3 separate regions of the Homo sapiens genome follow, and all the other regions are linked to region 1. Evidence: chromatin contacts called from ENCODE Hi-C data. All regions are on one chromosome and are shown on one strand. Each heading gives the region's core, a stretch centred on a gene start or an enhancer-like site at or near the end of the contact. The rest is flanking DNA. Distances are from core to core; before and after follow the strand shown. Region 1 overlaps CDK6 (cyclin dependent kinase 6). Region 2 overlaps CDK14 (cyclin dependent kinase 14). Region 3 overlaps CDK14 (cyclin dependent kinase 14).

Evidence for each region. Hi-C counts contacts between places; a loop is a spot of excess contacts on that map. Pooled maps may share reads with other maps.
Region 2: a map with no recorded cell type shows a loop between it and region 1 (4-fold over the local background). The contact joins two enhancer-like sites. A Hi-C loop is called at or near these places in 2 of 37 single-sample maps with no recorded cell type and 1 of 50 pooled maps.
Region 3: a loop to region 1 is called in a map of OCI-LY7, with 9 times the contacts of the local background. The contact joins two enhancer-like sites. A Hi-C loop is called at or near these places in 1 of 168 maps with a recorded cell type or tissue (OCI-LY7) and 1 of 37 single-sample maps with no recorded cell type.

The regions. Positions count from the first base shown.
Region 1 is chr7:92,808,465-92,811,609 of GRCh38, reverse strand. All of the region lies in intron 2 of CDK6 (cyclin dependent kinase 6), which reads left to right. Among named protein-coding and RNA genes, the nearest start is that of CDK6-AS1, 26 kb to the left of the region's middle. RefSeq lists enhancers at 1,431-1,540, 1,656-1,800, 1,991-2,040, 1,029-2,228 and a cis regulatory region at 1,723-1,733. Within about 2 kb of position 1,714, at least 28 of the 41 ENCODE cell types and tissues checked have a DNase peak (open chromatin) inside an H3K27ac peak, as active enhancers do; they include OCI-LY7, where a contact is called at or near this core.
Region 2 is chr7:90,735,788-90,738,751 of GRCh38, reverse strand. The region is part of intron 3 of CDK14 (cyclin dependent kinase 14); the gene reads right to left. Among named protein-coding and RNA genes, the nearest start is that of CDK14, 140 kb to the right of the region's middle. RefSeq lists an enhancer at 1,117-1,406. Within about 2 kb of position 1,296, at least 4 of the 41 ENCODE cell types and tissues checked have a DNase peak (open chromatin) inside an H3K27ac peak, as active enhancers do.
Region 3 is chr7:90,714,013-90,717,135 of GRCh38, reverse strand. All of the region lies in intron 2 of CDK14 (cyclin dependent kinase 14), which reads right to left. Among named protein-coding and RNA genes, the nearest start is that of CDK14, 120 kb to the right of the region's middle. Within about 2 kb of position 1,852, at least 2 of the 41 ENCODE cell types and tissues checked have a DNase peak (open chromatin) inside an H3K27ac peak, as active enhancers do; they include OCI-LY7, where a contact is called at or near this core.

The sequences.
Region 1 (3,145 bases), core at 465-2,964:
TACGGACATAGGAGCTGTTCAACAAATGGTTGCTATTAGATGGAGTTACACTGTCATCTTGAATGCCACCTTCTGCCATCTTCAAGTGCTATAATTATTTCCACATTTAATCTCAAGACTGTTCACTCGAAGCCACCCCAGTTTGTTCTTCCTTCTGAGAGTCAAAGGCCAAGAAAGAATCTTTTCATTTTGTTTTTACACACGGTAAGGAGGGCGTAAATATTTTCAGCCACGTGTCTCAGTGTACAAGGATGGTGAAGGGACTAAAACGATGTTTGCCTAAAGTACCCTGCTACATTGGGGTTTGAGCACTCAGGATTTCTAGTAGATACAACATTATAACTGTAGTTGAATCCCAGGCTCGTTCACAATGCTTATTTATATAGCTGAAGAATGTCCAATGAGTAAAATACTGCAGAAAGCAATGCTGGAGACCTGTGGAAATTCTATGAGAAAATGCTGGGTACTGATTATTTATGTTACTTCAAATTTTCTTTCTCTCAATAAAGTATTATTTTGATATTTCTCCTATATAATTGCCTTTTTTTTTCTTTGGCGCTGGGGGGGTTCTCATTCTGTCACCGGGCGCGATCTCGGCTCACTGCAACCTCCGCCTCCTGGGTTCAAGCAATTCTCCTGCCTCACCCTCCTGAGTAGCTGGGACTACAGGCACGCACCACCATGCCCAGCTAATTGTTGTATTTTTAGATGGGGTTTCGCCATGTTGGCTAGGATGGTCTCAATCTCTTGACCTCGTGATCCGCCCACCTCAGCCTCCCAAAGTGCTGGGATTACAGGCGTGAGCCACTGCACCCGGCCTATAATTGCTTTTTTTGAAGTATATTTATATAGCCCTTTACTATTGAATTCTGCCCATCTACTTACTATTACTGTTTATCTTCTTATGTCACTTCCAACCTGGGTGACAACTTAAACATTCAAATCCAGTAAAATTATTGTATGTTTCTAATAAAATGCATAGAAGCTAGCCTGAGACTGAAGTTTTGTTTTTTAAAAAATATGTAATGAATTCATCACTTCTTTTCGTCATGACAGTTGTCTACTTCTTAAGTGCTGTTAATATAATTACGTTCACAGCAGCAGTGAGGGAGACTGGGGGAGGATTGTTATTCCCGTCTTGCAGATAAAGAAACAGACAACGTAAATGACTTGCTCAAGGTCAACTGTCTGCTGGCAGAGTCAGGACTAGACCACAAGCCTTTTGACTCCAGGGTGTTATTTCCCCTATTATATAGTTTTTCTACCTAATACTACAAGTGTTTCAGTCATGCAAAGGTCATTTGGATTTGACTGTTTTAGTAAGACCTGCTTGGCAAATTAAATGCACATAAACTGCATGCTGACAAAGGCATGCTGTTTATTTGAAGAGGAAGCTATCTTGACTTACTGGAAACTAGAGGTATAATGGCTTAATTCTGACAGATAGTAAATGATATACATATACACACACATACACACGCATATATATTTTCAAACAATCTATTTTCATAGCCATATCTAGAGACCAGCATATAGAATTGACAGTGTTAAGTAGTGTTATTTGTTAGGGTTCATGCTGCTTCTCAACTTGGTGGCAGTTAGCTTTCCATGACCTACCCTGCGTTACTGAGAAAAGGATGGAAGAGTAGCAGGTCAAAGGAAGTACGCATACCTTTGAATCTGGCACCAGAAGTGCTGACGAGGATGTTGCATATGCTCACGATGACTCAGCACTTCCTGGTTTCTCTTTTCAGCCACACTCTGGCTAATGATATCGAATGACCTTGGTTCAAACTGAGAGTTTCAGGGAACCTTTGGTTTCTTCATCATCAAAAATTTGCAGTCTTTCCTTTCTGTTTTTAATTAGTTAATGGTACTAGGTATGAACCATTATATTTCACACTGGATTAGATACTTTTTGTTCTTAAGATGGTCACAATCTAAGGAAGTAGCTTTGACCCTGGACTATAAATAAATATACCCTTACCTCTCAAGTAAGAGCAGTCCTGCTATAACTCATTTGGTCTTTTATTGTTTCTGTGCAACCTAATAAGTAGGGCAGGAGTGGAAGGAAATGGAGTTCAAACTTCAGTTGCACTGTTTGCAGCTTTGGTTTTAGGAAAGGCTTAGTGACCAGTAAGGCCAAGTAAGGGAAGGTAATTGTGGATCTGCCCCTTGGGTCCCTCATCACTTTCTGAATGGTCCAGAATAGGTCTACCATGAGTGAAACCAGATTGTCGTTGTCAATTAGTTTTATATTTAGGATCAGCCACAATTTTTAGACTCTAAAATTATTAACATTGAGCACATTTGGAGATGAAAATTTTCAGAAAACATTGAAAGTTCCAGGAAACCTTGAAACTTTTTAAGCCTGAGTTTTCCTGGGCTATTGAGAGTTTCTCCATGTTGACAGCCAATTTGTTTTACAATTTATGAAACAATTTAAAAACCATTTTATAGATTATCTAGATATATTTCTTTAGAAATATATCTTCATTATTAAAGGAAATCTTAAACCAGTGGTTTGCAGTGAAGGAAATAGCTATAGTATAGCAAAAATATGCCTATATTTAAAATACAAATATTTATTGTTAAATGTGTTTATGTGTTTTCATCTTTACAGAGGCCTCTAAATAGCCAGGATTTCTGGCCCTTTAACTGCTTCCAAATAAGCAAAAGTAAAAATTCCTACAGAAAACATAGCCCTGACCTTTTTGCACATGTAATCCAAACAAAAAGTTAGCTTTGAAATGGAGTCTTGTTACATAATCATACTGAAAATATGCAGTAATATGTATTCCTTTGAATATCTTTCATTCAGAAACATATTTTTGTTTATTTGACTATCCTCCCAGCTGAAAATGGGTTATGTTCTGGTTGTTCATCTAACCACCCTACCTCAAAATACTTGAGAAATCACATGAAGAATTTCATTCCAAAGCATACAATTTTCAGAAGGGCTCAGGACATTGGAAAATTGCACATTGGATTTAACTCCATTGATGATTTAAATAAATAGCAAATAATGCAAGAAGATAGATAAACAGAATATACAAACACAGTTTTTACTAGGCAGAATACCTGTCCAATTAATAGTGAATTATTTAAGCAGCATTTACTTTATAGAAGGCACTTTAAGTGAATC
Region 2 (2,964 bases), core at 47-2,546, 2.1 Mb after region 1:
TTTTGATGTCAGGTGTGTGGATGGATGAGAAACAGCTTTATGGGACAACTATTCTCTGCTTATCGCTTCCCTACTTAGAGTGTAGGCTTGAGATACCACTTTAGAGACGTGGAAATACAGAGGGCTAATCAGCAATTTCTAACAGACACTAACTGCATAGAGATGTGAAATTTAATGAGATGATGTTAACACTTTTTTAAAAAACTGAATAAAAGTATAGAGAACCGTCAATTATCTGGGCCAGCGGAGGGGAACACTGACATGGATAATGAAAAGTGCACATAATGTTCCAGCTGAACAATGTTTGTCACCCTGCCATAGAGGTGTTCTTAACCCTTGACAGCTCTAGTTCATTGTCTGTGTAATAATAATAACAACTAGCTAATATCAAGTAATTATGTATCAGACCTTAAGCTAATCATTTTATATGTATTACATAAACTTAATCTCTATAATACCACCATGAGGTTGGTTCTATTACTATCCCCATTTGAACATGAATAATTTATAGACTGGAAAAATAAAGTAACTCATCTAAAATCCTATAGTTACTGGCAGAACTAGAATTCAAGCCAAGATTATCAGAATTGAGAATTATTTTCTTTGTTACTATTACACTGGTGGAATATTCACACAGAGTCCTAACCCTCACCCACATAGAGGAAATATTAAACATGCTTCGGTCTATCTTCTATTGAAACCCCACTCACAGAAGCAAGGATGGGTGTCTGAACTGCAATTTTTATAAACTTCATGAGTATACTTCAGTGTTCACTGTAATGATACCCTGATATCCAGTAAGAATGTCCATAGCTTCATACTGACTTCATTGAAAACTGATTTTAACCCTCACACATAACCCCTTGCTTAAGATTGTTGAGTACCCCCTGAATTGAGGAAAACCACAATGGAGAATCACTTCTCCAGCACATTATACTGTAATTGTGAGAGTGGGTATGAGGGTGAGAGAGGAAGGATTCAATCAGAACCACGTGACTCCATTAAATAAGGATTTAAAGTCAAACCTGACTGGGCTAATTTTTATTTTGCCTTTGATCTCCAGAACAAGCTTTATCACCCAGCATTGATAGCCCTATTACAGCCACACTAAGGTAATGCATCATTGATAGGTAACTTGGTTATAAAATAGATCTAGGTGCTGTGCAGAGGTATGGATCCAAACACCACACATGGTAACAACCTGTCAAGGGGGCTTGGTTCTAATCTGGGAATTTTCCACTCCCCAGAAGAGGAAGTAACGCCAAGATGACACACCAACCACACCTTAAGAACAAGTATCTAAAAACAGAAGTGAAACTCTCATTTGCAGGTTTGCACCCTCCTCCCACATCTCCCAGATTAGGCCTGCCTATCATGGGATATAGATTTTTATGGTGATGAAAAGAGGTAAATTTGGAGCAATTTGTGGAATGTAGAGAGGACCTTAACCTAAATATGAGTTTCTGAAAATATGCCCTCTTTAAGATCAGCTTATGACAGCATAACTCAATGAAATCCCTTCTAAATTGGTCCAGCAAGACAGGAAATCTCCTGTAGTACTCCCAAGAACTGCAGCTACTGAGGAGCACAGCTGGGTTAGAGGAGGTGGCAGGAATAGGGGAGGGAAGGTTTGTCACATCAGTGACGGTATTAAACACCACACAGGAACTAGTCCTAGGAAAAGTGGGCACTCAATATACATCTGAAACAAATTTAAAAACCTCTTAAACACCCTCTTAAAATATACCACTATAAATAAAACCTCATTCTTTATATTTTGCGTGAATTTTAAAGTGCCACTATCTGAAGAAAAAAACCAATCAGCCAGTTACATTAGCATGATGGCCACTGAGGTCAAGGCATTCTTGGTTCCTTGATTTCAGTCAAGGCTCCTAATATATAATGGCCTGTATGTGAAGAGCATATAGATGTATACGGCTGGGAAGGCATGATATTTTAAAATAGTTTCTACCACAGTATTTCCAAAAAACAATGCTTTCCTCATTAAAACAGTGGCTGCAATGCCACACTTCTATCACATTTTCCTTCCTTTTCAGCTCTACTCTTGGAGCCTATAAAAGATAACTAATATTTTAAAAGAAATAATGATAAAATAAAAGTATGACATAAATCATGGTGACCCTTAAGGAAACAGGGTCTTCCTTTGATGCTTATCAGTCATTGTTACATCCTCTAAGCATTGTTAAAAATAACACCCGTGTCTATAAGGCTCCCTTGTTTTCCCATGCTTCCCATGGGAATTAACTGATCAAATCTTTACACTGCTGCAGGGGATGTAAAATGGCGTTATGCAAAAAGTGTTAATGTTTCCATTTTCTGCCCAATTCAGAATCCAGTGGAAATTAACCTTTCTACCAAAAAAAAAAAAAAAAAAAAAAAACAAAAACATAATAAAGTACCCCTTCTTATCACAACAGGGGAGAGAACAAAAAGGCAGCAGACAGGATTTGCTGGCAAGATGGCCAAATAGGAACAGCTCCCATCTGCAGCTCCCAGCGAGATCAACACGGAAGGCAGGTGATTTCTACACTTCCAACTGAGGTACCCGGTTCATCTCACTGGGACTGGTTGGACAGTTGGTGCAGCCCACGGAGGGCTAAAGCTGGGTAGGGCATCGCCTTGCCCAGGAAGCGCAAGGGGTAAAGGGATTTCCCTCCCCCAGCCAAGTGAAGCCATGAGAGACTGTACCGGGAGGAACAGTGCACTCTGGCCCAGATACTGTGCTTTTACCACAGTGTTTGCAACCGGAAGACCAGGAGATTCCCGCCGGTGCCTAGGCCACCAGGGCCTGGGTTTCAAGCACAAAACTGGGCAGCCGTTTGGGCAGACACCGAGCTAGCTGCAGCAGTTTATTTTTCATACCCCAGTGGCACCTGGAATGCCAGGGAGACAGAACCGTTCACTCCCCTGGAAAGGGGGCTGAAGCCAGGGAGCCAAGTGGTC
Region 3 (3,123 bases), core at 603-3,102, 2.1 Mb after region 1:
TAACGTAAGGTTTTAATGAGCACTCATAGCAAGGGTAGAATTACTAACAACCAGCCCTATTGTTAGTTGTCTGTATAAGTTTTTCAGAATGTAGTTAGCATTGTGACCAGAATTTCATCTGGAAAAGTTAACCCCTTGCTGCTTGCAGACTGGCAGCACGGGAATCACTGGGATCTCAGACCCACTGCAGTTCTACCAAGTCAGAATCTGAATTTTAACAAGATCCCTGGGTGATTTGTGTGCACCTTGAAATTTGAGACATGGTGCACTAAACCATGTAATGATATATTCTGCTGTTATGGTCCAATAAGAGATTGTGATTGTAGAGAGGGCAAATTTAGAGGGAAAATTTGTTTCAGTCTCTGTGTACAATGAGTGATAAAAATTTTACTACTCCTTCGGTAACATATTTTACTCAAACTTATCTCAAAAGTTCACGGTAGTTATCAGATAACTCAATATATTTTCAGCTCTGAAATAAAATGTGCAATAATATACATCCAATATGTTTATGAATTTAAACAACCATGGAATTGGAATGAGTGATGAGTAGAGAAGAAAGAATATACATGGGTTATAGCAGCATATATGACATTACTTCCTGCATAGAAATTTATAGATGTATGTGTCTCTAATATAGGAACATTGTTTTGCTGCTAGCCATCATATCTATAAAAACAATTACTACAAAATTATCCTAAGTAGAATTGAATTCAGAATCTTGCTTTGCTTACTACTTACTAGGGTTTATTTGGTAGCTTTGGAGGAAAAACTTAGAAGGAAGTCACCTCAGGATCTAGAAAAGAAATTTGAAAAGGAACTTAAATTTGTGAAGAGTACCATGTATCCTAAAACAGGTCCTCCTTTGGTGTGGGTGTGAGGGGAGTCTTTGGCCCAAATGGCATAACTGAACATTTCCCACTCCAGTTAAATCCTACTCTGATTATGTGAAAAGCCAGATGAGATGTCTTTCAGACACTGTTTCCACTAAAAACATTAAATATCCCAAAAAGGTCAACAAGAGAAAGAAGAAGGTATGTACATTTTCTGACTTCCAGTTGACATCCACAATTATATGCTGGTTAAAATGCCATCATGGAAAAAAGACAGAGTCAGGAGTGCAGAATTCATATCATACGACCAAATGGTACGTGTTAAGAGGTGAAATATTAAAATTGATATCTATATTCCCCCCACCCCTCAACAAAACATTTATAGCCAAAGGGCTCAGAAATGGGACACAAGAGATGAGAAGCTCCAAGCAGAGCAAGCGGGTGACTTTGTTTTGAGATTCTACAAAACACAGCGTTTTCCAATCTACAAAATTCCCATAGCTGCACTGGGGAAATGGAATACCTATTCTCTACAAAATAGAAAAATCAAGCTACACAGTGGCTCACACTGCATGGCTAATTAGTTTCTTCATCAAGACACTATTCCCTTAAAACTCTTACTCTAGAAAAAAAAAAAAAAAAAAAGGTCTATTCCTGCAAATAAAAACTTTTTCTCCCTCTCCCACAGGATTTACAGGTTTAAATATAGCTTTTCTTTTTTAGGTTTTGCCTTGGGTTCTACCTGAAAAGGGGAAAACAGAGTGTATTTCCAAAGGACTCCACAACATATAGCAGTATGAACTAAGCTGGCGAAGGGGACTGACTGTTAACTACTCTGATTTAAAAACTAAAAATGTCTACCATGTCAGAAGCACTAACCACTAATAAACACAAGAGGCTGATCTCAGATTCATAGACTTGAAATCAATAATATGGTCCAGGACGCTTTCTACCTATACACACATATGCTTAATGTTTGAGGGGTATTTTTAAACATCACAGGGACTGCAGAAGCTCACTTGTCTCAAAGGCCGTGCAAAAGACAGTCTCAAGTGCCTTCTGAATTCTGTTTGTTTTCACTTTTGAGTTTCACTAAACCACCCCTGGCTTCTTTGTACTAAACCAGGCCAGTTCTTCCTTCATGTCTACACCTTTCAAATATCTGTAGCTCACTATTCTGTCCCTCATGTAAAATACAGCATCCAGAAGGTGCAATAACATTAAAACATGAAAACTGAAGAGAAAACACTACTGGAGATATGACTGATCCTTTAGGATCTGAATTCTTTCCCCCAGTAACCATATGAACAGCGTTTAAAAATAAAGATTATAAATATTTTTAAATTCCTTCCCTAAAGGAGAAATAAAATTGTGTACTATCTTCTTACTCCGAAACAGATGGCTATATAAATACAACATACATCTCCAAATCTACAATAGCCATCTTTTTAATAAAATATAAATGTATTATTAGTGCTTGGATAATAATTTAGTGGTTGATGTCAAGAATGATGTTATAAAGTTTAAAAGTTTAATGTTTTTCTTCTTATAAAATAAATCTAGATGCAAACTCCATCAAAGTGTTCAGGAAAATATAGGGCATCACTCAATATAGAATTGACTTTTGAAGCTCTTAACATTTTCAGAGAATCATATATGGGTCACTAACCACACAGAGCTTATGAAGAGGAACACTGGGAACAATGAACCTTTGAGGAGAAAATGGAAGTATCTTTCAATGTTGCTTTAACAATTGATTCATCTATTATAAAGAGCCAAAATTTCAGCAATAATAAATTTGACAGTAACCCATTAATAACACTCCTAACTGATTTCATGAAGACCAGTTCTGTAAACCTTTCCTGTAGCTGAGAAAAGTCAATACCAAATCCTGCCTGAGAGATGCAAGGTGAATAGAGCACAGCAGTGGGATACACACATCCTGCTGTTTGTCTGTCACCGGAAAACAAACCCCAGTGCTTCCAGAAGCGTTTCACTGTCAACTTTGTATTTTTAGCAAGATTTCATTTACCTGAGGAATAAGCTGCTGGGGCAAATGTGTTATCAACTGGGCCGAAAAGTAAGTCTAAAGAACATTTACCCTTCCAAAGTCTGCCAGATGATAAACAGGATATTGGAGCTTTCTGTTACATCCTCCTTTTATCCACTCAGACTCAATAACACTAAGAAATAATTACATATGCTCTATAGTCAAACTACAGAAGGATCTTGGGCAAGATATAATGCAGCTGATAGAAAAGAGATGGAAATCAAGGATTTCTAGATGAGA